Regions from separate parts of the Mus musculus genome. Here region 2 is linked to region 1. Evidence: chromatin loops called from intact Hi-C (ENCODE). Cell type or tissue: left cerebral cortex. All regions are shown on one strand. Each heading gives the region's core, and the rest is flanking DNA. Links, peaks and the distances in the headings are about the cores only. Region 1 overlaps Catsper2 (cation channel, sperm associated 2). Region 2 holds the start of Zscan29 (zinc finger SCAN domains 29).

The links. Hi-C counts contacts between places; a loop is a spot of excess contacts. Peaks named below come from ENCODE experiments on the same cell type or tissue, not always from the same donor. Only the 100,000 strongest peaks of a DNase experiment are listed, where the experiment ranks them.
Region 2: a loop joins it to region 1, with 2.3 times the contacts of the local background. A loop is called at or near these places in 13 of 42 quality-filtered maps.

Annotation. Positions count from the first base shown.
Region 1 is chr2:121,385,638-121,400,887 of GRCm38, forward strand. It overlaps Catsper2 (cation channel, sperm associated 2), which reads right to left. Exons shown (of 13, transcript NM_153075.3): 8 at 14,407-14,585; 9 at 14,100-14,199; 10 at 13,809-13,832; 11 at 11,824-12,251; 12 at 11,316-11,483; 13 at 8,718-8,850. The coding sequence ends at 8,819. Among named protein-coding and RNA genes, the nearest start is that of Strc, 12 kb to the left of the region's middle. In left cerebral cortex, for the core only: a CTCF peak has its summit at 11,202 (motif pointing left); DNase peaks (open chromatin) are centred at 11,191 and 11,503.
Region 2 is chr2:121,163,572-121,178,821 of GRCm38, forward strand. It overlaps Zscan29 (zinc finger SCAN domains 29), which reads right to left and starts at 7,554. Exons shown (of 5, transcript NM_001290819.1): 1 at 6,239-7,554; 2 at 5,628-5,832; 3 at 2,473-3,147; 4 at 176-631. The coding sequence starts at 6,553. Tubgcp4 (tubulin, gamma complex associated protein 4) reads left to right here and starts at 7,597. Exons shown (of 18, transcript NM_153387.3): 1 at 7,597-7,900; 2 at 9,987-10,115; 3 at 11,769-11,891; 4 at 12,200-12,253; 5 at 12,957-13,013; 6 at 15,099-15,178. The coding sequence starts at 7,823. In left cerebral cortex, for the core only: CTCF peaks have their summits at 7,604 and 7,830; DNase peaks (open chromatin) are centred at 6,486, 7,574 and 7,931; H3K4me3 peaks cover 2,823 bases; H3K27ac peaks cover 999 bases.

The DNA of each region.
Region 1 (15,250 bases), core at 7,251-15,250:
TGGAGAGTGTTCTTCCCAGATACCTCGGTTGGTCTAAACCTCTCCCAGGCATCTGGTCTGGTCTGAGAGTCTTCTTTATAGCTCAGCTTTCTGACTGTGAAATGTACTCTCATCTTTTATTACTCTCAGAGGGAGGAGCCTAATGAATCTGGTCAGTTTCAGGAACATCCTGAAGCTATGTTGAATTTTTTTTACCTCCTGCTTAGGAAGCTTTCTGCAGCATGGGATGTTTCAAATCTTGGAGGAAACAGACACCACCACCTAACTCAGAATGGGATTCAGTTTGGTGGTCCACGTGATGCTGTAGTAAGCAGCAGGTAGGTAATCTTTCTGCTAAGGATGCAGACTGAGCTAAGGGTTGGAGTAAGTGCATTAAAAGCTGTAAGTGATTATTGCTTACAGTTAAGCAAGATCCAATAACAAGACAAATCTTAACCTAAAGTAGTCAAAGAATAGAACAAGCAAACTAAAGTTATAGGGGTTCAGAGGAAAAGCAAAATCACGTGTCCTGCTAAAATGAAATGAAATGCTGGGAGGGGGGTGTTGGAATACTGTGATGTGATGGTTGGGATGGATAGCCAGCCGAAGGAGTTAAAAACTCTGAACTATCACTGGACAGAAGCTCCCACAAGGCTATTGGATGGATCACAGGGCCCCCAATGGAGGAGCTAGAGAAAGTATCCAAGGAGCTAAAGGGATCTGCAACCCTGTAGGTACAACAACATTATGAACTAACCAGTACCCTGGAGCTCTTGACTCTAGCTGCATTATGTATCAAAAGATGGCCTAGTCGCCATCACTGGAAAGAGAGGCCCATTGGACACACAAACTTTATATGCCCCAATACAGGGGAACGCCAGGGCCAAAAAGTGGGAATGGGTAGGTAGGGGAGTGGGGGGGAGGGTGTGGGGGACTTTTGGGATAGCATTGGAAATGTAATTGAGGAAAATACGTAATAAAAAAAATTTTAAAAAAAAGAAAATAAAAAAAAAGAAGCTCCCACAAGGTGACCCTTGACTGACAAGACTGAATGCCAACCTTTGTAAGCTGCAATTATTTCTCTCCTTCTTGCATTGTCTCCTGTAACTATTTTGAACTACTTATTGTTTACTGCATAACCAAGCATTCCACACATTTTCTAGATCCTTTGTAGTCAGATGATTCATTTTGTTCAGTGGATTGTACCTAAGCAATGAATTTAAGATCTAACCAATACCTTAACAATCTCTGTCGTGTAGAGGCAAACAGAAACTGCATGTTGGGACAATGCAGGGAGACCAAAGCAATCTGAGACTCATAATTACCTCATGGCCTTTGTGGTTGAGCTTCATTAAATATAAGTCACCTAGTCCTCTTTTTTAAATTAGCTTTTAAAAAAATTTTATCGGTTATTTTATTTACTTACATTTCAAATGTTATCCTCTTGCACGCTTTCTCACGACCGGCCAGGAAAGACACAACAAACCAGAATCTTCTGCGGCAAAACTTTATTGCTTACATCTTCAGGAGCAAGAGTGCAAAAAACAAAACCAAAAGCGAAAGCGAAACCCCGTCCCTATTTAGGAGAGTTATCCTTCGCCTAGGACGTATCACTCCCTGATTGGCTGCAGCCCATGGCCGAGTTGTTGCCACGGGGAAGGCAGAGTACATGGGGTGGAGAAATACCCTTGGCACATGCGCAGATTATTTGTTTACCACTTAGAACACAGCTGTCAGCGCCATCTTGTAACGGCGAATGTGAGGGCGGCTCCCAACATTATCCCCCTTCCCAGTTTTTCCTCCACAAACTCCCTATCCCATCCTCCCTTCCCCTGCTTCTATGAGGGTGCTCCCCCACCCACCCACCTACCTCCCCACTCCCACTTCACCATCCTAGCATCCTCCCACACTGGGGCATTGAGCCTCCCAGGACCAAGGGCCTCTCCTCCCATTAATACCAGATAAGGCCATCCTCTGCTATATATGCAGCTGGAGCCATGGGTCCCTCCATGTCATAGAAGCCTTATTTATAAGAGCCAGATGCTGGAAACAACCCAGATGTCCCTCAACAGAGGACTGGATACAGAAAATGTGGTATATTTTATTAGCTTTTAAACATTACATTTTCATTTATTTTTTTTGTGGGAGTGGGACACTTGAACCATGGTGCCCATGTGGAGGTCAAAAGACAACTTTTGAAAGACAGTTCTCTCCTTCCAGTCTGTGGGTCCCTGCGGTCAAACTCAAGTTTTGTTAGATTTAGCACCAGGTACATTTACCCACTGAGCTATCTAGCTGTGGTGGTTAATTTGGTTGCTAACTTGACAGGATGTAGAATCAGTGAAGACACAAGTCTCAGGGCATGCTATGTTAGGGGCGGGTGTCTAGATTGGGCTCACTGAGTTGGGAAGACTCACCCTAAATGTGATGGCATCATTCCATGGGCTAGGTTCCTAGATGCATAGAAAAGGAACCAGCAAGCTGAGCCTCAGCATTCCTAACTCTCTGCTTCCTGGATGGGATGCTGTGTGCGCAGCCAGCCTTCTGCTCTTCCCAGCATACCTTCCCCAAACCAAAATAAACCTTCCTTCCCTTAAGTTACTTCTTTCTAATCCTAGCAATCAGAAAGGTAATTCAAACTCTCAAATCAACACTGTCACCACATTTGTGGATTCAGTCTCTCCCTCTGCCTTTGTGCAGTGTGACAGTCGGTTTGAAGGTCAAGCTGCTACACATTAGGATGCCCTGAGAGGAGAACTGTACCTGATGGCCTTAAATGATATGGGAAGACCCACCCCAAATGTGGAGGGCACCAGACCACAGAGAACACACTGATAGTACGGTTCTCCATCTTCTGCTCACTTGATCTTCACCCTTGTCACTGAGGTGATTTACCGCACTGCTGTCACCACCCATTCCTTTGTTGATATCAGAACCAGCAACTTCAAGCTTCTATCATTGACTGCAGACCAGAAGTTCTCCAGGAACTTCCCAGGTTTTCAGTGTCAGACCGGGAGTACTTAGGTACCTACCCTTACAGACCGAGTTACCACCAGTTCTGGGCTCTCCAGTGAAAGACACCCATTGGGTGACTCTTCCAGCTGCTGGGCATCCAACCTCAAGGATAAAGCAACTGTCAAATGCTCAGGTGTGAAGCAATGTAATATCTTAACATAAGCTCATTTAACATATATATATTTGGGCTGGAGAGATGGATCAGTGGTTAAGAGCACTGGCTGCTCTTCTAGAGGTCCTGAGTTCAAATCCCAGCAACCACATAGTGGCTCACAACCATCTGTAATGAGATCAGATGCCCTCTTCTGGTGTGTCTGAAAACAGTATTGTACTCATATACATAAAATAAATAAATCTTTTAAATATATATATTTAATAAATTCTATTTAATAAATAATTGATTTAATAAGTTATTATAATAATTATTATTTAATTTTTTTCTAGTCTAGTCATTATACACCCCCTGGTCTATCCTCCAACAGTTCCTTATCCCATTCCTCCTCCCCCATCTCCATGAGGATGTCTCCCACCCCCACCCCATCAGACCTCCCCACTCCCTGAGGCCTCAAGTCTCTCAAAGTTTGATGCATCTTCTCTCATTGAGGCCAGACCAGGCAGTCCTCTGCTGTATATGTGTTGCGGGCCTCATATCAGGCAGTGTATGCTACCTGGTTAATGGCTCAGTGTCTGAGAGATCTTAGGGGTCCTGGTTAGTTAGCTGGTCTTCCTATGGGGTTGGGGTCACCCTCCTCCTCAGCTTCTCCCAGCCTTTAAGGCTGGAATAAATATTATTTTTTCAAATATATATAATATATATGTATATATATGTATGTATATGCGCATGCCAGGTGGTAGTGATACCATACCTTTAATCCCAGCACACAGGAGGCAGAGGCAGAGGCAGAGGCAGATGGATCTTAAGATTTTGAGTCCAGCCTGGTGAGTTCCAGGGACGCCAAGGCTACACAGAGAAACCCTGTCTCAAAAAACCATATATATAATATTATATATCCATGTTTGTATTTTGATATATATCTGAATTCTATGTTCCTTCCCATCACTTTTAGTTTGATGACCATAACTATCTATAATTCACATATCTATAAAATATCTAAATCAGAGATAAGCCAGGCATAGTGGTATAGACATGCAATCCCAGCACTTGGGAGGTGAAGAAGGAGGAGCAAAAGTTCAAAGACAACCTTGGCTATGTAGCTAGTTTGAAGCTAAGCTGAGCTACATATGGCCCTGTCTCAAACAATTAAGAGAGAGCTGGTAAAATGGCTCAGTTGGCAAAGACTGACATCAAGCCTGATAACCTGAATTTAGTCCCCAGGACTGACACAGTAGAAAGAAAAAAGTCATTCCTGCAAGTTTTCCTCTGACCACCACAGATACACTGTGGTATGTTAATGTCACCCCATACTACATAAACATTTTTTAATTAAAAAAAAAATCTGGCCGGGCAGTGGTGGCGCACACCTTTAATCCCAGCACTTGGGAGGCAGAGGCAGGCAGATTTCTGAGTTCAAGGCCAGCCTGGTCTACAGAGTGAATTCCAGTACAGCCAGGGCTACACAGAGAAACCCTGTCTTGAAAAAAAAACAAAAAAATCTGGCCATGGTGGCCCTGCTTATAATCCTTGCACTTGGGAGGTGGAGGTATCAGAATTTAACATCATTCTCACACATAATGAGTTTGACGTCTCCTTGAGCACCTGTTTTGTTGGGTTTTACATTTTTTAAATTATGTGTATGTGGGTATGTGCACATGAGTTCAAGTGCTTACATAAGCCAGAAGAAGGTGTTGGACCCCCTGAAGATGGAATTACATGTGGCTGTGAGCTACCTGGGATGGGTACTAGAACCTAACTTGAGTTCTGGGCAAGAACCAAGTAGATATGCTTAAGCACTAAGCTATCTCTCACTAGGCCCCTGGTTTTGTTTGTTTAAAAGAGAGAGGAGAGAGAGAGAAGAGAGAGAGAAGAGAAAGAGGAGAGAGAGAGAGAGAGAGAGAGAGAGAGAGAGAGAGAGAGGAGAGAGAGAGAGAGAAGTGGTTATAGTGGCAAATGCCTGCAAACCACTGCACTCAGACGGGAGCTTGAGGCCAGCCTACTGTCTGTATGTAGGGAGTTCTAGACCTTGCCTCAAAAGGGGAGGGGAGCAACATGGTTCAGAGGGTAAAGGTCAGTACCTGCCACCAAGTCTGAAGACCAAGTTGGATCCGCAGGTCTTATTTGGTAAAAAGAGAGAACTGATTTCTGTATGTTGTCCTCTGACTTCAACATGCATTCTGTGACACTGACACAGGATAGGCATATATTAAATAAATAAATAAACAAACAAACAAACAAACAAATAAATAAATAAATAAATAAATAAATAAATAAATAAATGTATTTTTTTTATTGTTTTGGTTTTGAGATAGTTTCTCTCTATGAGCCCTGGCTATCCTGGAACTTGCTATTTAGACTAGGCTGGCCTCTGCTCCCCATCATGCTCATCAATAAGTATAAGTTTTCAAAGGAGAGAGAAAGATTAAATTTGCCTTGACCTAGTGTGATTCTAGCAGGGGCAACATCAAGCAAGCTCCAGCACTTCTGGTTTTGTTTTTCTCCCTGAGATGAGAGCCCAAGCTATGCACATGTCAGACAAGCACTGTATTCTGAGTCCCAGCACTCGGGAGGCAGAGGCAGGTGGATTTTTAAGATCGAGGCCAGCCTGGTCTACAGAGTGAGTTCTAGGACAGCCAGGGCTACACAGAAAAACCCTGTCTTGAAAAACAAAACAAGGGGGCTGGCGAGATGGCTCAGTGGTTAAGAACACCAATTGCTCTTCCGAAGGTCCTGAGTTCAAATCCCAGCAACCACATGGTGGCTCACAACCATCCGTAACGAAATCTGATTCCTTCTTCTGGAAGATCTGAGGACAGCTACAGGGTACTTACATATAGTAAATAAATAAATCTTAAAAAAGAAAAACAAAACAAAACAAACAAACAAAAAAAGATTGTATTTATTTTATGAATACACCATTGCTCTCTTCAGACACACCGGAAGAAGGCATCAGCTTCCATTACAGTTGTTTGTGAGCCACCATGTGGTTTCTGGGAATTGAACTCAGGACCTCTGGAAGAAGAGTCAGTGCTCTTAACCACTGAGCCATCTCTCCAGCCCAACATGAGATATTTTAAAGTATATAGTTCAGTGTTCTATCTTCCTTTTTGGTACTTGCTTCCTTTATGTGTGGGGTGAGTGGGAGTGGTGAATGCATGCGTGCTCATATGTGTACAGGCATACATATGTACATATGCACAGGCATACACCCCTACACACGTCAATATCCAACGCCTTCCTCTATCACTCTCCACTTCATCCTTTTTTGAGACAGGGACTGTAATTGAAACTGGAACTCAGTTTTGGCTAGAGTGGCTATCAAGTGAGCCCCTGGGATTTACCTGTCTCTGCCTCTCAGAACTAGGATCATAGACATGCTGCCATGTCTGGCTTCTGTGTGGGTTCTGGGACCTGAACTTTCATCCTCATGATTGATCAACAAGCACTTTATCAACCAAGCCATCTCTCCGTCCTGTTTGGTTTTAAGACAAGGTCTTACTAGCCACAGAGCTAGCCAGCCTGGGCTACATAGTAAGTTCTAGTCCAGGCTATGGAGTAAAACTCTGTCTCAAAAGGAAAAAAAAAGTTTTCAATTAAAAAATAAAAATGGGAGGTTATCTTTCAGACCTGGTTATTTTATGGCATATAATACATACTTCAAATATAGAGTATATTATAGAACATGCATATTATATAAATGTTTATATATATATGCCAGACAGTGGTGGCACACGCCTTTAATCCTAGCACTTGGGAGGCAGAGGCAGGTGGATTTCTGAGTTCCAGGCCAGCCTGAACTACAGAGTGAGTTTCAGGACAGCCAGGGCTACACAGAGAAACCCTGTCTTGGAAAACAAAAACAAACAAACAAACAAAAATGCTTATATATATCAAGCATTTTAAAAAATATTTATTGATTTTTATGTGCATGTATGTTTTGTGAGCATATTTCTGTGTACCACATGCCTGAGAAGAGCAGAAGAAGGCATTGAATCCCTGGAACTGGGGTTATAGGCAGTTGTGAGTCACCATGTGGGTTCTGGGAACTGAACCTGGGTCCTCTATAAGAGCAGCAAGTGTACTTTACTACTGAGCCATCTCCTCAGCTCAGGTTAATAGAATTATTTGGGGTCGGGGAGCAGAAGGTTAAGACGGGGTTTCTCTGTGTAGTCCTGGCCATCCTGGAACTTGCTTTGTAGACCAGGCAGGTTTCAAACACACAGAGACCCACCTGCTTCTGCCTCCTCAGTGCTGGGATTAAAAGCACATGCCACTGGTCAAAGATAGAATTTTTAATAATAAGCATTTCCAAAGAATTAAATAATATGCTTGGCATGCAGTCCTATGACTCAGGAGGCTGCAGCAGGAGTTCAGGGCCAGCTTGCGCTACACAGTAAGTCTGAGGCCAGCCTCAGGGAGAACCAAAGACCCCATCACTAAAACTCAACCAAAGGAGGCTCGAGTCCTTCAACAATGGAATGGGATACCATTCAGATAGTCCACCACTAAGCATCAGCTTCATAGTCAACCCTTCAGGATGGGGCTTCCTGCTGGGGGCTATAGCACAGTGGTGGGATGCATGAAGATATGGGGTTCATCACCAGTAGCATACGCAAACAAAAAGGGGGCTCTGCTTTGATGGGAAATAGATAATTTCTGAGGTCTCATAAACACTGGAACAAACAGACATGGAAACGTCCCTGGTCAATGACAAGTGAGATGAAGAGCGCTCCAACCTTTAGGTCCAGAAGTGGGCGTGAATGATATGTATTTGCAGTTAATAGTGCCCGGGAGCACTCTCAACCATCTCTGATCCAGACTGTTGGCTGGCTGTAGAACTGAAATAAAGTCAATTAAGATCAGTAAGAAAAGAACTAGAGACTTAAGGGTAAAACACAGGTCTAACATGCAGGAAGCTTTGGGTCCTATTGCTAGCACTGAAAAAGAAAGTTAATGATGTACAAGAGGGGAGCTATTAGCAGAGCAGACAATGGGTTCATCACTTAAGTAGTTACACAAACATCTCCGAAGACGTAATCATTCCACCTAGACATCTACACAGACTGTGGTTAAAATAAAGTGAAATGGGACTCTTGCTAGGAAGTAAAAGTTACAGGAAGAATAGGAGCTAGTCACAGAGCCAGATCAGGAACTGGACACTAGCTGGTAAGTCAAGAAGCAGCAGGGGCTCCAGTGGCCTCTGAAGTCATTTGTTTGCCTTTTAGTATCGTCCACACCTCAAAAAAACACTTGAGGGCTGGCGAGATGGCTCGGTGGGTAAGAGCACCAACTGCTCTTCCAGAGGTCCTGAGTTCAATTCCCAGCAACCACATGGTGGCTCACAACCACCCATGAGATCTGACGCCCTCTTCTGGTGCATCTGAAGACAGCTACAGTGTACTTATGTATAATAATAAATCTTTGGGCCTGAGCGAGCGCAGTTGACTGAAGGGAGCGGGGCTGACCAGATTGAGCAGAAGTAGTAAAAATTCAATTCCTAACAACCACATGAAGGCTCACAACCATCTGTACAGCTACAGTGTACTCATATATATAAAATACATAAAATAAACACATCTTTAAAAAAAACTTGAACTTACCAGAAATATTCATTAGCAGTATTTATTAGATATTTATATTTTAAATTCCAATTATTTTCTTCATTAGCTTTTGCTGGGTCCAAGGACACAGCTGTCACCCACTGTACCTTCACTTGTCTTCAAAACTCATCAGGGCCTGGACTGTGAAGAAACAAACCGTGAGGTCAGAACATGAACAATGTTTGAACACATATATTTGGTAAAGGCCCTGCTGTCTGAGTCCCAGATTCCCACACAAATCTTGACTAATGTTTACTTAAATCTATCTTCTCTTTACCATAAGCAAGTTCATCAAGGTCTGAGCTCTACAATCTTGGAAAAATAAATATCATGTATTTTCTCCATCTGCAGTTCCCAGACTTTATACAGATACATAAAATCATGTATGTATGACATGAAAGTTGAAATGAAATTGCCTATGGGACAAAGAGAAAAGAGACAGCAGGGTAGCTTGGCAGGTAAAAGACACATGATGCCCAGCCTGACTGTCCAAGTTCAGTTCTCAGAACCCACAGAATGGAAGGATAGGATGCTCAAGTGTTGTCCTCTGACCTCTTCACGCATTCAGTTCTCCACAGTAAGTAAGAAATGTCACAGGGGAAGGGTGGCCTTATGGGAGGGTGAGGAAGGAAAGGCTACAATGTGTGGAGGATGTGGTGAACATCTACTCATCACTTGAGGAAAGTTAAAAAATAATGTTCTAAAGATCTGGACTCAGAAACAGTGTTTTATCTGGACTCCTTTAATCCCAGCACTTAGAAGGAGAGGGAGGGGGAATCTCTGTGAATTCTGGGTTAGCCTGGTCTACATAGTGAGTTTCAGGCCAGCAAAGGCTACATAGTGAGACTCTGGCTCAAAAAAAAAAAAAAAAAAAATCAATCCACCGACCTGGGCTCTGCTTTCATAGATGAGGTGGGGGATTGCTGGGATTTGAGGTCTGCCTCAGTTGCATAGTCTCATAAACATTAAAAGTGAGACCCTGACTCAAAACAAAACCTGAAAGTTCCTTCCTACGTCTTCATACCTTCCATCCTGTCTCCTCCTACTAGGATAGGGCTAAGAGTGACTGAAAGAACAGAATTAACTGCAGTCAACATTTGATACAGACAAAAATTATCTCTGATATGCTGGCTTAAATTTCATGGCTCATACATGGAAATTGAAGGACAACTTTCAGAAGTTGGTTCTGTCCTTCCAGTAACCAGGCTTGGTGACAAGTACCCACTGTGCCATCTTCCTGACCCCTAACCCTAAATGTTATAAATTCCTATGGCCTTTCTGTGTCACAATGCACACACACACACACACACACACACACACACACACACATACACAAATCCTGCTGCCTAATTTCTGAGTTTCAACTAGGTTCATTTTAAAAGGATATAAGAAAGAAAATTCACACAAAACTAAACAATATTTAAATGGGCAGGAGAAATGGCAACTGTTAAGAGCACTAACTATGGGGCTGGAGAGATGGCTCAGCAGTTAAGACTGCTATTCCAGAGGTCCTGAGTTCAAATCCCAGCAACCACATGGTGGCTCACAACCATCTGTAATGAGATCTGACGCCCTCTTCTGGTGTGTCTGAAGAAAGCAATGGTGTACTCATATACATAAAACAAATAAATCTTTAAACAACAACAACAAAAAGAGCACTGACTGTAGCTGGGCAGTGGTGGCGCACGCCTTTAATCCTAGCACTTGGGAGGCAGAGGCAGGCAGATTTCTGAGTTCAAGGCCAGCCTGGTCTACAGAGTGAGTTCCAGGACAGCCACGGCTGCACAGAAAAACCCTGTCTCAAAAAAACCAAAAAGAAAAAAAGAAAAAAAAAAGAAAAAGAAAATGTTAAAAAAAAAAAAAAAGCTGGGCGTGGTGGCGCACACCTTTAATCCCAGCACTTGGGAGGCAGAGGCAGGCGGATTTCTGAGTTGGAGGCCAGCCTGGTCTACAAAGTGAGTTCCAGGACAGCCATGGCTACACAGAGAAACTCTGTCTCGAAAAAAAACAAAAAACAAAACAAACAAAAGAACAGATGTTCTAACTTATAGTTTATGGGTAGGTGTGTGTGTGTGTGTATCTTCCTTTTTTTTTGTCTCTTCTTCCTCCTCTTTCTTTTTTGGAGGAATTTTATAAATTCAAATTAATCTCCAAATGGTAAATTTATTTTCCAAATGGAAAAATGATTTGGAGTAGGTAAGTTTTCAGCGTAAGTTCAATTCTCCTGTGCAGCTAGCTCACCTACTTCCTTCTGGAGAGTGATGGTGAAGGTTGGTTTACTTTTCAGGATGCAGTAGTGTTTACTTTCCCAAATTCTAGCTCTCCAATGAGACCCCGAGCTTAGAGCTGAAATGTGGCCTTCAGAGAAAAGAATCCACTGCAAGGTTCAGCAGGAACTTACCTTGGTCTGGTTCTCAATACTACCAACCGTGTTATCCTGAGAATCAAGCTTTCAGAGCTTGTAAGACTTGAGCGCCCCCTGGTGACACCAGATTTCTAGCTCGTCCCTAAGTTACTGTTTTTGATGAGGGGAGGTGATTGAGACAGAGATGCTACGTCCTTATACTTAAAAACTCCTGGATCCCATGACTGCCTTACATCCTCACCTGCAAATTCTTGTAACTTCTTGCGCTCTTCTAGGTTATACTGAAGCTTTTCCAGTAACTCGAAATATCGGAAGAGTGAGTCTCTGGGCCAGACAATGCGGTCATCCTGATCCATGTCCATTAGCCCAGGCAGGTTCTCATGCACAAGGGTCTCCCAGTCCAGGTTTTCTGTGAGGAAGAATGCTTCTTTAAAACACGTCTAAGCCAGATGTGGTGGCACACCTGCAGTTCCAGAGCTTGGGAGGCAGAGTGACTAGGCTTGCTAGGATTATATAATAACTTACAAGCTAGCTTGGGCTACAGTGTAAGTCTACAGAGAGGAAGGGGAAAAAAAAGAGGAGGAGGAGACAATGACAACCTGGATGTCTTACACTCACTACACTGCCAGAATTTGCAGCATAAGGCAGGAGAATTGAGTTTTAAAATCATCCTGGGCCACAAAACAATGACTGTGGGTCTCCTAAGCAAGAGGAATGTGAATTCAAATGGAAGGAGCCACTCTGCGTACCAAGGAAAGCAGTATCGGCTGCAGTGGAGCCATGGGACGAGATTGAATGGGAAACTGGGTAGGCTTTTTCTTTTGACTCTTCAGCTTCAGCTTGTTCATCATAGCTTTTCTTAGGATGGCTTTTCTCAGGATAGCTTTTCTCAGGATGGCTTTTCTCAGGATAGCTTTTCTCAGGATGGCTTTTCTCAGGATAGCTTTTCTTGGCATAGTCTTTCTCAGGATCAATTTTCTCGCTCTCGCTATTCTCACTCTCACTATTCTCACTATCGCTTTCCTCGTTTTCGTTTTTCTCGCCATCGCTTTCAGTAGCATCGCTTTTGTCATCATCATCATCATCGTCGTCGTCATCATCGTCGTCATCGTCATCATCATCACTAGCATCAGAAGTTTCTATTATGTCTTCGGAGACCTTTCCAAGACTGGTCCCTCTGTACATATAGAAAGAAATTTTATTGCTTCAAATATACTTAAAAGATGTAGCAGTTCATTTATTATGCTAGTCCCGATCTGGCGTCCCTAAGGCTTTGGCTTACAGCTTTAAGAGTCAAAACTGTTCTCAGATTCAGGGTTAGGTAATCCCAGATCAATCATCCCCAGTGTATCTTTCTTAACTGTTCTCTTCCTTCTCACACAGAAAACCTGCTTTTAAATGGAAATCTCTTAATACTATTCCTCTGGTTTGCTTCCATTTGTTATAAATGTTTAAGGTCTACAAGAACCTCCTATAGCCCTAATGAATCATGCTCCCGTGCTAGGGTGGTTTGAATGAGCAATGTATCCCACGGGCTCATGCATTTGAGCACTTGGTCCCTAGTTGTTGGTACTGTTTGGGAAGGTTGTGGAACCTTATGAAGGGGAGATTTGCTAGAGGAAGTATGCCCCTAGGGACAGGCTTTGAGAGTTCACAGCCTTGTCCCACTTCCAGGTCACTCTCTGCTTCATGTTTGCAGTTAAAGAGCTGAGTTCTCAGCTTCCTGCTCTAGCTATGCCTTCCCTGCCATTACTCTACTCTCTCGGGAAATATAAGCCAACATAAACTCTTCCATAAGTTACCTTGCTCTGGGTGTTTTATCACAGCTGTCGAAAAGTAGCTAATATGCAATCCGTTCTTTCACTGACTTCTTTCCTGTTATTCATTTTCTGTTCCAATTACAATGGTCAATTCTGTTTCTCAAATGCATTGAGTGTACTTCCAATTTAGAATATTTGTAACAGCCATTCTCTCTGCTACTAACACTTTCACCATATACACTCATAGAAATCTCATTGCTTTCAAGTCTTTGCTCATATATTACTTTTAATGAGGATGCCCTGTTTAAAACTACAAGCCATAAGCCAGTCATGATGGGCTAAAGTTAAAAAAAAATGAGGAAAAAAAATCCTCCACAAAAACAAAACAATGTGCTAAGTGTGGTAGCACATGTGTTTAATCCCAGCAGCAGGCAGAGGCAGAGGGGCAGAGGGGCAGAGAGGCAGAGAGAGGCAGAGAGAGGCAGAGGGGCAGAGGGGCAGAGAGGCAGAGAGAGGCAGAGGCAGAGAGGCAGAGGCAGAGGCAGAGGCGCAGAGGCAGAGGCAGAGGCAGGAGGAGCTCTGTGACATTGAAGGGGGTCATCAAGCTCCAGGACTACAGAAAGAAACACTGTCTCCACAAGACAAACAGCCCTCCCTGTTCTCACCTATTTCCTGCTGCCATATCTTCTCTTGGTTTTCTAGAAGGATCTTTGTTGCTAATTTAGAACCTTCCCGAATAACCCAGAATGATCCATTTAAAGATATTTAGATTAACCACATCCGCAAAGACCCCTTTTTCAAATAAATCACACTCATGGGTTTTAGAGTTAGAAAATAAACATGTAATGTTGGAGAGTATCATAGACTCTCTCTCAGCAAAGCTTCATCTTTGATGATTTCTACCACCTATGCCTCATCTTTCCATCTCAATTTACCTCATTCTCCTGTCATCCATGTTGCTATCACTACTTTACCTTAGTGATTCAGAGTGCTGTCTCCTACAAAAAGAAAAAGGAAAAAAAAAAAGAAGAAGAAAGAAATTAAAATTAGGAAAAAAATGCCACGGGTCAGAAGAAGTGTAATAAAAAAAATAATTCGGATCTATAAGGAAAGAAACCTAAGCTATGAAGGGGAATAGAGAAACCCCCATAGCATAAACAAAACAAAAACCACTAGAATGTGAACTTCTTTACTCACAGGGTCAAGGAAAAGAAACAGGGAATGAGTTGAGAAATAACATTGGGTTTGAATACATAGAAGCTGACCTCTGGATAATCTGTTGCTTGAACATGTCAGCTTTATACTGAACCTCCAGGTGGCTCATCTCCTCACTCAGCTCACTTCTGATATTCTGAAAGTTAGTAACTGCCCCCAAAGGGCCATTAGGAATTAAAAGGTGGTAGTTACTAGACCAAGAAGAATGCTTAAGAGGGGAGAAACAAAGTGAAATATCTATTCCAATATCCACACTTCCTTGCTACACTGGGTTCTCTACCAATAGTCCACCAACCCTACGTGCCAGTTTCTTCCCACCATCCCTCCTAAGAAGTTGTACCTCTCCTCTGTGCTTACCCATCATGGCTACTATGATATTTCGAAAGATTATGGAGCCAAGCAGCAACCAAAGGATAACATAGATGCTGCTAAAGACACGGCTAGATTCTGGCACCTTCCAGATATCCTGAAGTACTGCATACCAATGATCCAAGGTGAAGAGGATGAACACTGTCACCAGTGAATTTAGTAGGTCCCTAAAAAAACAGAGTGTGAATATACAGAAGCAGAAATCTAAACTTGGCTTTGTTTTTGTTTTGAGTCTTGCTGTGTAGCCCTGGCTATCCTGGAACTTGGTCTGTAGACCAGGTTAGCCTGGAACTCAGAGATCCACCTGCCCCTGCCTCCTGAGAGCTGGGTTTAAAGGAGTGTGCCACAACCACTAGGTTCTCATTCGTAAAGCAACATGGGGACATTTCTTTTTAGTATGCTTTGAATTTAGCTCCTTTTCTATCATATTTAATATTTTCTAGATAATCATTCTCCAGTCTGATTTTATTATACTTGTACACTATTGCAACATTTAATCATTTGTTATATGTTAAATACTGAACTAAATGTTTAGATGTATTGCCTAACTTATCCTCTTCTGAGTTAGTACTGGTATTACTCCTAGTGTGCATGTTGGGAGGCAGGCATGCTACGGCATAAACATGGAGGTCCTTTAGGAGTAAGTTCTCTTCTTCTACCTTTATGTGGTTCCAGGGATCTAACTTAGTTCACTAGGCTTGCATGACAAGGGCTTTAACCTTCTGCACCATCTTGCCAGCTCTACACCCCCTCCCCTCAATGACAAAAGTAGTCTTACAGCATTTATTATCACCTGATAATAATATAAGGGCTACCAAAACAACATGAATAA
Region 2 (15,250 bases), core at 3,451-11,450, 230 kb before region 1:
TTATACTATGAGAACTGAAAGACTCTTAGTTGGGCATGGAAGCACACACCTGTAATACCACCATTTAGAAAGTAGAGGCAGACATCCTTGGGTATTCAGCGTTCAAGGGAAATCTCAGCTAAAACCAAACCAAAATAAAAAACCCGTCTCAAAAAACAGAAATAAAGAACCTTACCACTGGGGCTCTGGAATAAGACTGGGGCACGGGTTATAACAGCCTCTGGAGGTATTTCAGTATCATCTTCATCATCTGAATCTTCTTCTGTGTCCTCATCTTGCTTCTCAGGTTCAGCCTCACTGGTTCTCTGGAGGCAACAAGAAACTGTTTCTTTCTCCTGGTCATCACTAGGTGGGGCAGCAACTTGGGCACTCACTAAAGCATCCATTTCTTCAAAGAAGGGGCAGGTTTCTAGTGCTTGGCCATTCTTGACTTTCCGATAGCTGGTTTGTAGGCTTTTAAATTTGGTACGACATTGCTCTGGGGTTCTAAGGAAGCCATATTCCCACAGTCTCTCAGCAACTGTTCCATATAACTGGCTGTTGCGGTGACAGTTTTGGAGGGCTTCGTAGAACTGAGTCTCACTGAGAATTGCAAGGTAAGTCTTGGTTTCTTCATAGCCCCAGTGTACACCTGCACCAGAAGAGAGATTTCAGCATCACCTAACCCAGTGCTTTAGAGCCTCAACTCTTCAGTTTTACTGCCGGCTTCTAGGAAAACCAGTTAGCTGGAGACACTAGTTCAGAATGTACCTTAAACATGCAAGAGGCCTGGGGTTCAATTTATAAGCAAAGGAGAGACAGGAAGGCCGTCCAAGCTCAGGTTCCTAGATTCATCACAAACCTCTACATGAATTATAGTTTTGTTTCTGTATCCTGTAGTGATTTCAGAGAACTTTATTAGTACCATTTAGTGACTTAAAAGTCGTCTTTCTACATGATCATTGGATCAGTCAGTATGCACTGTGAACTTGACTAGATATACTGTGGGCATGTCTGTGAGGGTGTTTCCAGAAAAGTTTACCTAAGGGAAGACCCACCCTTGACTGTGTGGCACCATCTCATGGCTAGGGTACTGGACTGAATTAAAAGGTAGAAGAAAGCAAGCTGAGCACCAGCATGCTTCACTTTCTCTGCTTTCTGACTACAGATGCAGCAGCATAACCAGCTACCTCCAACTCCTACTGCCACACTGAGAGCAGCTCTCAACACTGCAGGATGCACACACTCCAAGTGTGAGCCAGCATAAACCTTCCTTAAGTTATTCTCATCAGGCACTGTGTCACAAGAAAAACAAATCGTGTAGATACCTAAGTGCATGTGCGCAGTGCGTCTCCCATCCTGTTTACTAATTTCTCTACAGTTCTGATCCCAACTAGAAAAGCCATTTGTCAGGGGAAAAAAAAAAAAGACCCGCAATGTGTCATCCCTACCTTCTGTTTCCTATAGGATGATTCAGTATTGGATAGTAAAAGTGTAAACTTCAATGGGAAGAAGCTCCCTGCTTCAGAACCAATAGTCAAACTGGTTCTGGTTAGTTTGGGTGGGATATTGTTATTTTGTTTTTAATTTACAAGTTTTTTTAAGTAAAATTCATAAAATTGTAAATAATTTTAAAAAATAATGACTTAAAATTCTAAGGAACTGCCCCTTTCAGAATCACACTGCTGCCAAATTCCCATCATGGCTTGTCTTCATCTGTTACTATCTCCATTAAGCAACCCCAGCAAGAGCCAAGACCTGAAGGGTCCTACACTCATGTACTTGATCTGCAGGAGGAAGGACTGCAGAGACCAGAATGAGGAAAGAAGCAAGACCAGTGTATCTTCAACCTGACACATGTCCACTGCAGGTCCCTCTTTAGTGCTTTTAGCAAAGGAACAGAGGATGGTTATATCCTGCCTGAAGGTTCCCAAGGAAAGAGAGGGAAGGTTCAGACAGTTCCCATCTAAGAACACCTCTTTTCATTATTTTCACTTACTGGGAGGAAAGGAAAACAGGGAAGAACAAAAGACCAGAAAAAAACTAGAAAGGAAGGGAAAGATAAGAACAAAGATAATGAAAAACATTTTCTTTCAGCCATGATTTATTTATTTTAAAAATTCTCTTTTAAAAAGGGGGAGGGATATGGAGGGGTTTTTCTGGGTTTTGATTTTTGTTTTTTTCATTTCCTAAACAGAAAATGGATTTTGGGTATATTTCTTTGAAAAGTTATATCTGAAATTTGAGGTGTAGCTCAAGGGTGTAGTGTTTTACTACATGGTGTAAGGTCCCAGGTTTGATTCCAAGCACTAAAAAGAGATAGAAAAAATCTATCCTCTTACTTTTATCTCATGATTTGCTCACAAAAGAGAATATAATGCAGTGTTGAGAAATACCTTGTTTCCTATTAAAATGACCAAGCTGGTAAGTGGTTCCACATCCAGTTTCATTGCTCCTCAAACCTAATCCCAAAGCCCAAGACAAGCTTCTTACCACTTGGGCTTCGGAACAGGACAGGTGCAGGTGGGTTGTCAGGGTCCTGGGGGGTTGCCTCCGGGTCATCACTGTCTGACCTTTCAGCTATAGCCTCCTCTCCATCTTCATGCTGCCAGTCCCTCTGCCCTGGCTTCTCCGTCTCAGCATCACTGCCTGCCTGGGCAGAATGGGAGGCTGCCTCTTCCAGGCCATTAATGGGCAATGAAATGACCTGGGCACTCATCAGGGCTTCCATCTCTTCAAAGAAGGGGCAGGTGTCGGGTGGATGACCACTCTTGACCTTCCTGTAGCTCTTCTGAAGGCCTTTGAACTTGGTCCGACACTGTTCCAGAGTCCGGAGGAAACCATATTCACGAAGCCTCCCAGCTACAGCCCCATACACTTGGCTGTTCCTGTGACAGTTTCGGAGCGCTTCGTAAAATTCAGTCTGACTGAGAATTGCAAGGAGTGTTCTAGTCTCTTTGTAGCCCCAGTGCACACCCACCACCTTCTCATCATCAAATACCCAGTGACCCTGTTCCACCCAGCAGGTTCTCTCTCTCTTGGATGGTAATAGACTGGTTCCTGTGTTGCCTTTTGGGACATCCTTCTCCTTGGAGCTAAGCAGATCTGAGATCCATGGCTCTCCTTGATCCAACCTGGACACCACATTGGGTTTAGGAAATGGAAATCCTGTTTGCAGGGAAACAAACCAAAGTATCACAGTTTGTTATCAAAGTATCATACAAACAACAAAAAGCCTTTCTTTCATTCAAGAGATTTTATCTTCTTGTTTGAAATAGGGTTTCATATAGCCCAGACTAGCCTGATTGGGGCTATGTAGTGGAGGATGACCTTAAACCTCTGATCTTCCTGCCTCCACCTCAGTGCTGGGATTACATGTGCAATGATTGGGGCTATGTAGTGGAGGATGACCTTAAACCTCTGATCTTCCTGCCTCCACCTCAGTGCTGGGATTACATGTGCAATGCCTAGCGGAGTTTTATCTAATGCTGGGAATCAAATGAGGCCTTGTGTGTTCTGCATTCTACAAACTGAGCTACTTTCACAGCTTTTATCTACAAGATTATAAAGGAGAAAGGCAGTAGTGCTGCACACCTTTAATCCCAGCACTCAGGAGGCAGAAGCAGGTGGACCTCTGAGCCAGCCTGGTCTACAGAGTGAGCTCCAAGACAGTGAGGGTTACAGAGAGAAACCCTGTCTTAAAAAACAAACAAACAAACAAATTATAAAGGAAATGTTTTCAGAAATTTCAATGGGTTGAAGAATAGAAAATACAGGAAACCTCATAGGATAGGAAAGAGCTTGATTTGTCTTCTAAAGCAGAACAAGAGAAGAAAGTGGTCTGTGGTAAGTTTCCAGCAGGTATTTCCGTTCCAGGTTGCTCCCTAGCCTCTACACCACTTGTTTGCAGATCCTAGCACTTCTCAGTCACTCATTCCTGTCTCTTCTAGTTTTTTTTTTTTTTTAACTTCACTCCTGAGAATTAAATTTAGTTGGGAGGGGGGGAAGGTCCTCTACACTCAGTCACCAAATTCTCAGTGTTTCCCTCAGCATGTCCTCCTTTCCATTCATGTCCAGACTCTTCCTCTTCCTATAACTAGCACCACAACAGTCGCTGTGCTAACTGCCCCTCAGCTCACTTGCTGTCCTGCTGAGCCTTAACCTTGGTGTCTAGTATATTCTGTCCATTCCTCTTCTCTCAAGAACACTGTACACTCTCATTTACCTCTGTGCCTCCCTTCCTCCTGTTGGCACTCACCCATCCTTTAGGAAGCTTCCTTGCCATTGCCCTCAGGAGGTGTTTCCTGGGACCCCATCTCATGGCCACACTACCAAACCCCTACAGGACAACTGAGCAACTTGACCCTTTTTTCAAACAGCTGAGTTCAGTACATATTCATAGCTCACTGTGTGCTCTTAAATCATATTGTAAGCTTTTTGAGAACAGGTACTTTAATAAAACGTTCATCGTGTATGCATGATATATGGTGGGGGTGCACGTGCTACAGTGCACGTATTATGGTGTACTTGCTATGGTGCACGTGGAGGTTGAGGACAACTTCATGGACTTCTACACAGGTTATCAGGCTGTGCAGAAAGTACCATTATCAGCTGAGCCAGCTTGTTGGCCAACAGGTACCTTTCCTTACTGCAGTATATGTACCCTGCAGCACACAGTAAGATTGATTCTGCAGCTCCTTATATCAAGGTTGGGGTACTTCCAATGGATGACTAAAGACCATTATTAAACTAACCAAGAATGCTATTACTGGTCATATTGGATGATAAGATCAGAATTCAAAACAACCTCACTAAGTTTTAAATAATAATAAACAAAATAGAGTTCAGGCCTGGTGAGATGGCTCAGTGGGTAAGAGCACCCGACTGCTCTTCCGAAGGTCTGGAGTTCAAATCCCAGCAACCACATGGTGGCTCACAACCATCCGTAATGAGATCTGACTCCCTCTTCTGGAGTGTCTGAAGACAGCTACAGTGTACTTACCTATAAATAAATAAATCTTAAAAAACAAAAACAAAAACAAAATAGAGTTCAATAGAGCACAAAAAAGAAAAACAAGTTCTACAAAATGACTAAGTGACTAGATCCAAAGGCACCGGGGAAAGCTAAGAGTCATGGTGTTACCAGGTGAACAAAGACCATTCTGTAGTAATGCTGGGCTATACTGCAGGAGGTTGCAAAATTCTGAAGTAAAATTCTTACATCTTTACAACATCTTGCAAGAATAACACAGATATAATTTCCTTCTCCACAATCAAGTATTTAGAGAACTTCAAGGTTCCAATGTAGAGAATAAGAACTTAGATTTAAAGAATAAAGAACAGAGGGAAAGAAAAACTACTAGAATGAAGGTGTCTTCAGTATAGAAGAGGGTCTAGAAAATAAGCATCTATCACCAGAAATAAAAGTATTCCGATTATAGTGAGAACTAGGCAGACTTATCAAAGGAAGAGATACAAAAATACTTACTCTACCAGAGGGTTGAGCTAGCTGCCTTTCCAGGGTCCTGAAACATCACATTGGGAGGTGCCACACAGGTGCCACTATCCCTGAAACCTTCCCCACTCACTACTCCCAACCCTATTCCCAGCTTAGAGGGCTCTGTCTCCCACACACATCTACTCCTCACCGCTCCTTTGAAAAGGTCTGAGATTCTCCTTTGGGTTCATCTGCTCCTGTAGTCTCAGGGCTGGCCTTCTTGCCCTCTCTTTCTTGGATACACCCTTGGGCTGGGGTTCCACTGACTCCTGCAGAACACTTAATAACTCCTGTGATGATTTCAGGGGTGTCATCTTCTCCGAGTGCATTTCCTGCCCCTTCACAGAGACTGTGACCTAGAAATAACCCCCCGTTAATTGACATGGTCATAACAAGGGGCATTCCCAGGGGGAGACCATCCTCTGAGGCCAGGCCAGAGTGGAGGGTGGGGAGTAGGACAGACAAGTGTTTATTCCGTTATCATCAGCTTAGAGTGGTTGAAACTGCAGAAAGATCAAACAGAAACCCAAATAGCAGCTGGAAAAGAAACTTCCCCCATTTTTTCTCTTAAGAAACTGAAGTGAAAGACTTACTGTAACAGAGTAGGCATCTCCAAGCAAGCCCTACCTGAAAAAGTAACCCTTCCAGATCAGAAGTATCAAAATCACCAAACCTCTTTACATCCGACTGATCTTAAACTGCCCCTCCATCCTTGTCTCTCCCCAGCCACACACTTCTGACTGTATTCCCCCTCCTCCTCACCGAATGTCCAGGTCTTCCAGACTCTCTTTCTAAATCTTCCACCAGTGTCACCGCCTCCTCTCCATTTTCTGGACATTGCTTCTGTACCCAGTTCTGGATCTCCACAGGTAGCACAGTCAGGAATTGCTCTAGCACCAACAATTCTACAATCTGCTCCTTGGTCCGCACCTCCGGCCTTAGCCACCGACAGCAAAGTTCCCATAGTTGGCTGAAAGCCTCCCGGGGCCCAGCCACCTCCTGGTAATGGAATCTTCTGAAGCGCTGTCGTAAGCTTTCAGAGCTTGTGCCATTTCCTCTCCGAGTGGGTTTGGCCATCTTTCACAGCAGAAAGCCGTTTCTCTCCTCACTGTCTGGGTTCTAGGACTTATTACACTATCTTTGCATGCCCTTGGAGAAACACCTGCAGATGAGTCTCTCTGTAAAAAGGAGTTTTATCCTAGAGTAGAGAGAAATGGCGCTATCTGAGGAGAGTATCTTTACATGTTTAAAACCTTGTCAGAGCCGGCCTGACTTTCAATATGCTCGAAGTGGCCTTCTGAGGCAGTACCTTTTCAGGACAGCAAATCAATAGGCAAGGTGAAAATGACCTTTTAAAAACTGCATTTCTAGGTGACGTTTAGAGTATCCCCAGGAAGTTGCAGAGAAAAGAAAAATCTGTCCGCTTCGCTCCCACCTCAGGTAAATCATTAGCGCCCCAGATCAAATCGGTCAAAACGTTTGGCGAACGACAACAAAAAGCCTCTGTCCAGCGAGCGCCGGCTATTCTCCCCTAGAACCACCGCCGTCCTTCCAGAAGCTCCTGGTGTCTGCCCCGCCCCTTGAACACCAAACTACAAATTTCCACCCCGAACCAAAGTCAAGTGCCGAACACTGGGTCTCTTGCTCGCGCCTCCCGAACGAAGTAAGAACTCGGCAAGAGTTCCGGGGCGACAGATGGGGAAGGTCGCGCACCGGGGGAGCCGACTTGGGCTTCTAAATTGAGGTGGACTAGGGGAGAGTTACAGGAGTTGGTGAAGCGAGGAAGCTCGAGGGGCGGCAGTGGTGGGTCTCCTGAGAACGAGGCCGATGCGGGCCGGTGCTGCGAGTCCGTGGGCTTCGAGCACAGCTCCACAGCGGCGGCTGCCAAGTTCCAGCTTTGTTTTCTTCCCTCCGGCCGGGTCACTCTGGGAGACGTCGGCAGTCGGTCAAAATGCCACAGACCCTGCCAAGGCGTCCTGAGGACTCCCGCCGGCCCACCCCAGGCCGCGTCTCTCTCAACCAGCTTCTCAACTCACTCTCATCCCTTCCCCTCCTGGGCTAGCCTCAGTCCCGCTCTCAAGCCGGAAGTCCGAGCGGGCTTCTCCTGGAGCCCAGGACGCATGCGCGACGGCACCGGCGCCTCCTCGCGGCTCCGCGGCGGGAGCGAGGCGGTGGGCGCCTGGGCCGCGCGCACTTCCGGGATGCGGCGCGCGGCTCTGTGGCATCTCCTCTCCCGGTGGACTGCGGGGATTCAGGGCAAGAGATTCCGCTGGGTGTGAGGGGTCGCCCGGAGAGGCGCTGAAAAGAGGAGGTGGTAGATCTAGGGACTCCCGAGCCGCCCTAGAAATGATTCACGAACTGCTCTTGGCCCTGAGTGGGTACCCAGGGTCCATTTTCACCTGGAACAAGCGGAGTGGCCTGCAGGTATGCAGGGGGTCAGAGACGAGTCGCTTGCCGCGCGGCGGGTGCAGCTGAGCCGCAGCGAAGGGGCGGGACCCGGGGAACTCCAACCGACCGGCGCCCGCGAGCGGGGAGAAACCGAGGGCCAACCCTACGGAGCTCCGGCTATGGGGGCCCTGCGGTCCCGCGACTCCTGCTAGAGAACCACTAGGAGTGGATAGAACCACACTTCTTTTCACTGCATATGAATTTGTTGTTAAACTGAATCCCTAAATGTGTAGCTGGAATTAGATGATAGTTATTTGAGGGAAAAGGGGGAGGGATAGGGAACTCTTGCATTGATTCAAATTGAATTTTGAAAGTAGTGGAAATGTATACAAAGCGCTCAAGACACAATACTCAGTAAATTGTGTTGGATGAAAAAAATGAATTTGTAAACATATGGTGTTTCCCTCCTTTCTTCGAAAATTTCTGTACCAGGTGAAGAACTTGAGAGGGGGTTTTTCCTGTAATTAGAAGAGTATAACAGGAATGTACCCGTTAGTTGTTTTCTCTTCCTCTCCCCCTCTGTTCCTTTATCTCCCCCAACCCCCGTGAGAAGCCCAGATATAGCGTGATACTCAATATTTTGCCGAAACTAAATTGGCAACACTGAGTTTAATAGCCAGGCGTAGTGTTTGTGCCTGTAATCCCAGCCTTTGGGAAGTTGAAGCAGGATTATTGGTGTGATTCAAGTCCAGCCTGGGCTTCACTGTGGAACCTTCTCTCAAAAAAGAAAGCAAGAAAAGAAGGGAACAGAGGGCAGAGAAAGGCAAAGAAAAGAATGACAACTACAAATGTGTCTAAGTGTGTTGTGTAAAATGGTATCAGTGACTTCAAGGTGGAGTTGACTTTTTCACAGTAATTAAGCCTAAACTAGAATTTTTTTTTTTAAAACTAGAGTATGTGTCTATGTTGTATGAGTGTGGGCATATATGTCACAGAGTGTATGAAGAGGTCAACTTTATGGAGTCACTTCTCTCTTCCCACATTTGTGTAGGTTTCAGGGATTTAACTCAGGTCTTCAGGTTTGTGTAGCAAATGCCTGACTCTCTGAGCCATTTCACTGATCTTAAACCTAGAACTTTTCTAAAACTCTGTCAACAAGAAGTGTTCAAATTTGATAACTGTACCCAAGGAGCTAAAGGGATCTGCAACCCTATAGGTAGAACAACATTATGAACTAACCAGTACCCCGGAGCTCTTGACTCTTAGCTTCATATGTATCAAAAGATGGCCTAATCGGCCATCACTGGAAAGAGAGGCCCATTGGACTTGCAAATTTTATATGCCCCAGTACAGGGGAATGCCAGGGCCAAAAAGTGGGAGTGGGGGGGTAGGGGGGTTGGGGGGGTATGGGGGGCTTTTGGGATAGCATTGGAAATGTAAATGAGGAAAATACCTAATAAAAATATTTTTAAAAAGTCACAAAAAAATTGATAACTGTAGAAGTGTCATCAGTAATAAAAGACACACATACATATATATTGAATCTGTAACTGTGATTAACACCTGTCATTCATATTATCTGTTATCACAGTTATCTCCACTTTTTACTTCTGAAAACTAAGACATTGAGAGGTGCCATGATGTAACTTGCCTAAGCTTTCAAGCAAAACATAATTTGAAGATATAAGCCAAGGGAGTCTCTGTCCCTGTCTGTTTCTGTCTGTCCTCTCTCCTCTCCTCTCCCCTGATCCCCTCTGTGTAGGTCAGAGGACAACTTGCAAGAATTTCCTACTATGTGAGTCCCAGAACATCTTTCCAGCTCCTATTGTGTGAATTCTTTCTCTAGGGTACCTATTTTAAGAACAAGCAATTACATCTGGATGAGGAACACGACCTTGTAATTGTGTAACAATACCTTGTTAACCAGAATTACCAACCCAGTAACAAGGAAAATTAAAACCATGTAAAACCATGGGCACCTTACGGAAAGGAAATAGAAAAGAGAATAGAAAGCATTTTAAGCTGCAAAGAACCTTGATTGGTGACTAGCAGGCATTAGCTTCCTTTATGACTGGTGACTAGCAGGCATTAGCTTCCTTTATGACTATCCCTCTTCTTTCAGGTTTCCCAGGATTTTCCATTTCTTCACCCCAGTGAGACTAGTGTCCTGAATCGACTCTGCCGGCTTGGCACAGACTACATTCGATTCACTGAGTTCATTGAACAGTATACAGGCCATGTGCAGCAACAGGTGAGATCCTGTTATCTGGATATGGGCTTCTACAGGGCAGGAGTGCTATCAGGCAGTGAATTCACTGGTAAAGCAAGTTAGAAATTTCTGGAATACTCCTGAGTTTATGAATCACTGGAAATGCTCAAGGGAAGGCAAGATCTCTGACTTTTCTTGGGTAACAACAAAAACTCTACTCATGTTCTTACACAGATTTTATGTAATGAGAATTCCTACTTCTCAACTTCTAAAAGAAAGTCCTTTCTTTTGATTTTTTGTTTTTGTTTGTTTGTTTTAAAATGAGCAACAGTAACAACATTTTGTGTTAATGAGTGATGAATGAAGACTCATTCAGGTTTTCTGTAATGCCATAAGAGCAGAATAACATTGGCTGGTTGTAAACCCGTCTGGTCTCATGTCCATCCTATGAACATTTCTCTTTAGGAACTTCAGGATCCTTCTGGTTTTTTTTTTTTTTTTTTTTTTTTTTTGTAACCTCTTCTGGCTGACTACATTGTGTTTTCTAACCTCTGAACACAAGGTTCTGTAACACATCTGGAGCTGAATTCTGTACTTCTGTACTGTTGAGAGCCTGGTTACCCAGATCTCTACCTCCATCATAGCCTTTAGCTAACTGTTAACCATTACTTCCTCATATAAAACGATATGAGAAGCTTTATATGAAGCTGACCAGAGTCACTAGGCTCTTCCCTCCAAAGAATAAATAATAAAGACCACTGAGTCACACTCAGACAAGCCCAGCTACAGAAAAGACTCTCAGTCAAGCCAGGCTGCCTGGAGAGCAGCAGGGACCAACCAGACAACTTGAAGGATCCTTGAAAGACAAGCCATATTTTATATGTCCCCTCGATGAGCGTCTTGATGCTTTTAAGATTTACTTTTATTGCATGGGTCTGAGTTCTGCTTGCTGCATCTGTGTGCACCATGTGTATGTCCTGTACCTGCCCAGACCAGAAGGTATTGAGTCCCCCAGGAACTAGAATTACCAGTGCTTATGAGAATCACCATTGGGAGAAGCACCTTAAGACACAAAGTCAACAACTTAGAATAGCTTCAGGTATTCCCTAAAACCAGACACACACACACACCCCAAGCAGCCCCCAAAGAAGCAGAAACCAGCTTAGAAGAGGCTCAGACCAACTGAGCTACCTGGACAGGATACTCCAACCTGTTGAGCTGCCTGTAGGCTATGCAGTGTGCTCCAGGTTCTCAGATTTGTGAGCCGTCACCCTAACCATGTTAGGCTGGAGTTTGGCAAGTAACCCCTCACTCATATTCCTATAAATACTCCAAATAAAACTGACTGGTTCACAGCAGTATCTATACTTTGGTCTGTCATGGCTCCTCATCTAGTGACTAGAGGAGGTGTGTGTGTGTGTTGTGTTCAGGAAAAATTTTGTCACACAACAGACACTAGGAACCAAATCCTACAACAAAACCTTTCCCTTAACCATACTGTGGCCATGTCAGCACTTCTTTCCTGAGGCACCTTGCATACATTTTATTTTCAGTCATTTATCTTCTTTCTCTTGCTAAAATACTGCTTTGATATGGAATTATTTATTAAAAAATGTAAGCACTCCTAGTAAAAGACGGTATCTTCTCGGGTTGCTGGCTCTGACTGAGACGTTGCCCGTCTTTGTTTATTTGCAGGACCACCATCCTCCCCAGCAGGGCCAAGGGGGACTGCATGGGATCTACCTGAGAGCCTTCTGCACAGGGCTGGATTCAGTTTTGCAGCCGTATCGCCAAGCACTGCTTGATTTGGAACAAGAGGTGAGGAGGAGGAGGTAATACAGACAGCAACATCCTGAGGGGATAGTAGATTAGAGCATGTTCTTGACTTAGAAGTGGCGTTTGAGAAGGTCAGCTAGGTAAGAGTGAGCTATTTCCCGTGTGGCTAGAGGGTACGGTTTTCAAAGTGGCTCCAGAGTGGACTTGTCATCTGAAAAGTAACTGTTTCATCTATTAGTTCTGCAGAGCTTAAAGCAAACACTGAGCTCATTGTCACATTCTCTCCTAGTTTATATAGAGCAAATTCAAGTTATTGGTGTAGGATTCTGATAAGTGTGCTTTTATTGCAGTTCCTGGCTGACCCGCATCTCTCCATATCACATGTCAATTACTCCTTAGATCAGGTATGCCTTGGAATGCTAAAATGCTTTGGAGTCTTGCCGTTTTTAAATAATCCCAATTTGTGGCGGTATATTAAAAACTTTTTAACCTAAGGTCAGAGCCCAATAAATATATTTTCTGAATTTTATTAGCTGTGCTTTGTTAGATGAGAACTGCTTTAAAAGTGTAATGTATATGCCACCTGCCTGTCATCCTGGTATACTCAGGAGGAAGGGGCTAACCTAGTCTATAAGTTTTCTTCAGTAAGTTCTGGGCCAGCTTTAAAAACAAAAACAAAAACAAAAACAAAAACTGAGCAACAAAAAGTTCCACGTTTAATTAGGCCTTAATATGATGTGAATATTGTCCTGTTGACATGGATAGTAGCAGGGACACAAGACTCAAGGTACAGAGTGTTTTGATGTCAGATTGACTTAGGATGCCCAACTTGACTATTCTGTGGTATTGCATCTGGAAACAAAAGTATTACTTTCCCCACCCCACCCGGTTTTTTGTTTTTGTCTTTTTGTTTGTTTTTTGAGACAGGGTTTCTCTGTGTATCCCTGCCGTCCTGAAACACTGTAAACCAGGCTGGCCTGGAATTCACAGAGATCCACCTTTCTCTGCCTCTCAAGTGCTATAATTAAGGTGTGTCTTTTAATCTTGAGTTGATCTTTTTTTTAATCCTGTATTTAATTCACACCTTGAGTTTCCTCTGCTTTGCAGTTCCAGCTCCTTTTCCCCTCTGTGATGGTTGTAGTGGAGCAAATTAAAAGCCAAAAGGTGAGAACTTTTTATGATAAACTTCAAAGAAAATCTAATAATCAATACTGTTTTACAGACTTTTTGGAAGACACTGCTTTTAATATTTTTTATGTATTTGTTTAGCATTATCTCTTTACAGTCCATATAAAATATCAGACATTCAAGAATAAGACATGCTTTCTTTAAACACCTTGTGATTGAGAAAGTAGAGTATGTAGCTCTACCTAAGAATGTTGCTGAGGTTAGAGAAAATACTTTGGGCATTTGGTGGTGAAAGCAGGTTGTACTAAGGGTTTAGAACCTCTGGCTTTGAATAGGGACAAGAGACCCACTTAGAAAGAAGATGGTTTCCTGAGAGTTAAGAATCACTGGGCAAAACTCAGCTTGTTATATTCATACATGACACCCATTGTCAAAAGTTTTATCACACATTGAACAGTTAATTCCCCGCGCCCCCCCACCCCATCAGAAGATTGTCTTTTTTGAGTGGGGTAATATCTATGAGGAAAATCCTTAGGCATTTTATAGGAATTCTTTTCTTCTGTTTACCCATTATTGGACTAAGGAGACAAATGAATTGTGCTCAGCTCAGTTCTCCATGTTTTCTGGCCATAGTATCTGTGCCTTAGGTTGTTACTCGCAGTGTAGTTAGTCGACTTACACTGTAGCTGCTTTACTTCTTCAGTGAGTGTAGATCCGTAAAGCCCTGCTCCATTGACTGCTAACAAAGCCAGTGGGAAAGTGCTTCAGAGATGACTGCGCTCATTAAAGTCAATGGTTATTGCTCTGTGCCATACCCTTGCTGAGAGCTTTACATACATAATTATATACGCTCAGGGTCATAGAGAACAAGGTAAACAATAGGATCTGTGTAACTCAAAGACTGTGCTCCTGACCACTCTATTAAACTTGAAATGGGAGGGAACCTCCTACATGAGTGGAGTTAGTAGTGAGTGTACAGATTTCCATGCCTAGCTGCATCTCTCAGTTGACTTTGAGCTTCCACTGGCTATGGGAAGAATGGGAACAAATAGAGGGTCTGAGATGAGTCATCCTTTCTACCTGGCCAGGTAGCAGCAGAGGAACCAGTATGCTAGTGCTCCAGTTTTAAATACTGAGGAACTTGAGACCATGGGCTGAGGGGGAGAATGGGGACCAATTGCAAATAGGCTCACCTAAGGGGATTGTTTTTAGAGTGATGAAATAGTATAAACTCATATCAGAGTGATGATTGTGTAATACTGTAAATTTACTAAAAGCCCTTAATACACTTTAGATAGGCATGTAAATTTAGGATATACAAATTATACCTCAAAGTGATTTGTAAGAAAAGCCTGGAGGGCACAGAGACTTCCAGTTAGGGTCAGGGTTCATACCTAGTTAGTAGTCTGACTTGAACCTTATCAAAGACTTTTCCTTGGTTTTGAAGTGCCAGTTCCCCATGACTCTGGTTTCTTCAGTGACTTGGCTCTCAAGCCAGTGTGTATATTAGAGTGTACTAGCAAGCACCTGAAGTGCTTGGTAAACCATAGGTGTCTGAGCTTTACCCCCAAATTTGCATTTATTTAAAAAAATATTTTTGCCAACTTGACAAATGAGTCATTTGTGAAAAGGAACCTCAGTTGAGGAAACACCTCCATCAGATTACTTATAGGCAAATCTATAGTGCATTTTCTTGATGAATGATTGGTGTGGGAGGCCCAGGTCACTGACGGCAGTGCCACACCTGGGCAGGTGGTCTTGGATAATAGGGCAGGCTGAGCCAGCTGTGGGGGTGGGAGTGGGGCACAGTAAGCCAGTAAGCAACATTTCTCGATGGCCTTTGCTTCAGTTCCTGCCTTGAGCTCTTGCCCCTACTAGCCTTCATGATGACCTATAAACCTATACAAACTATAAACTGATATAACCCTTTCCCCAGCAAGTTGCCTTTAGAAACCTGAGACAACAGGTAACACTGACACTGAGGGCGGAAGAGTCTGTCTTTACAAATTGACTATATAGACATCTTGGGAGGGACTATATTAGCTACTGGACTGTGCTGTCTTGGTTGATGTAGAATATGAGTTTCTGTAACCTAGATTGATAAGGCTATATTTTCCACAGATTCATGGCTGTCAAATCCTGGAAACAGTTTACAAACATAGCTGTGGGGGCTTGCCTCCAGTCCGAAGCGCATTAGAAAAGTAAGTCCTGGCTTCCGTAAGTATTGGGAATAGGGGAGGGAGTCAAGTGACTTCACTTGTCCTGGTTTATTT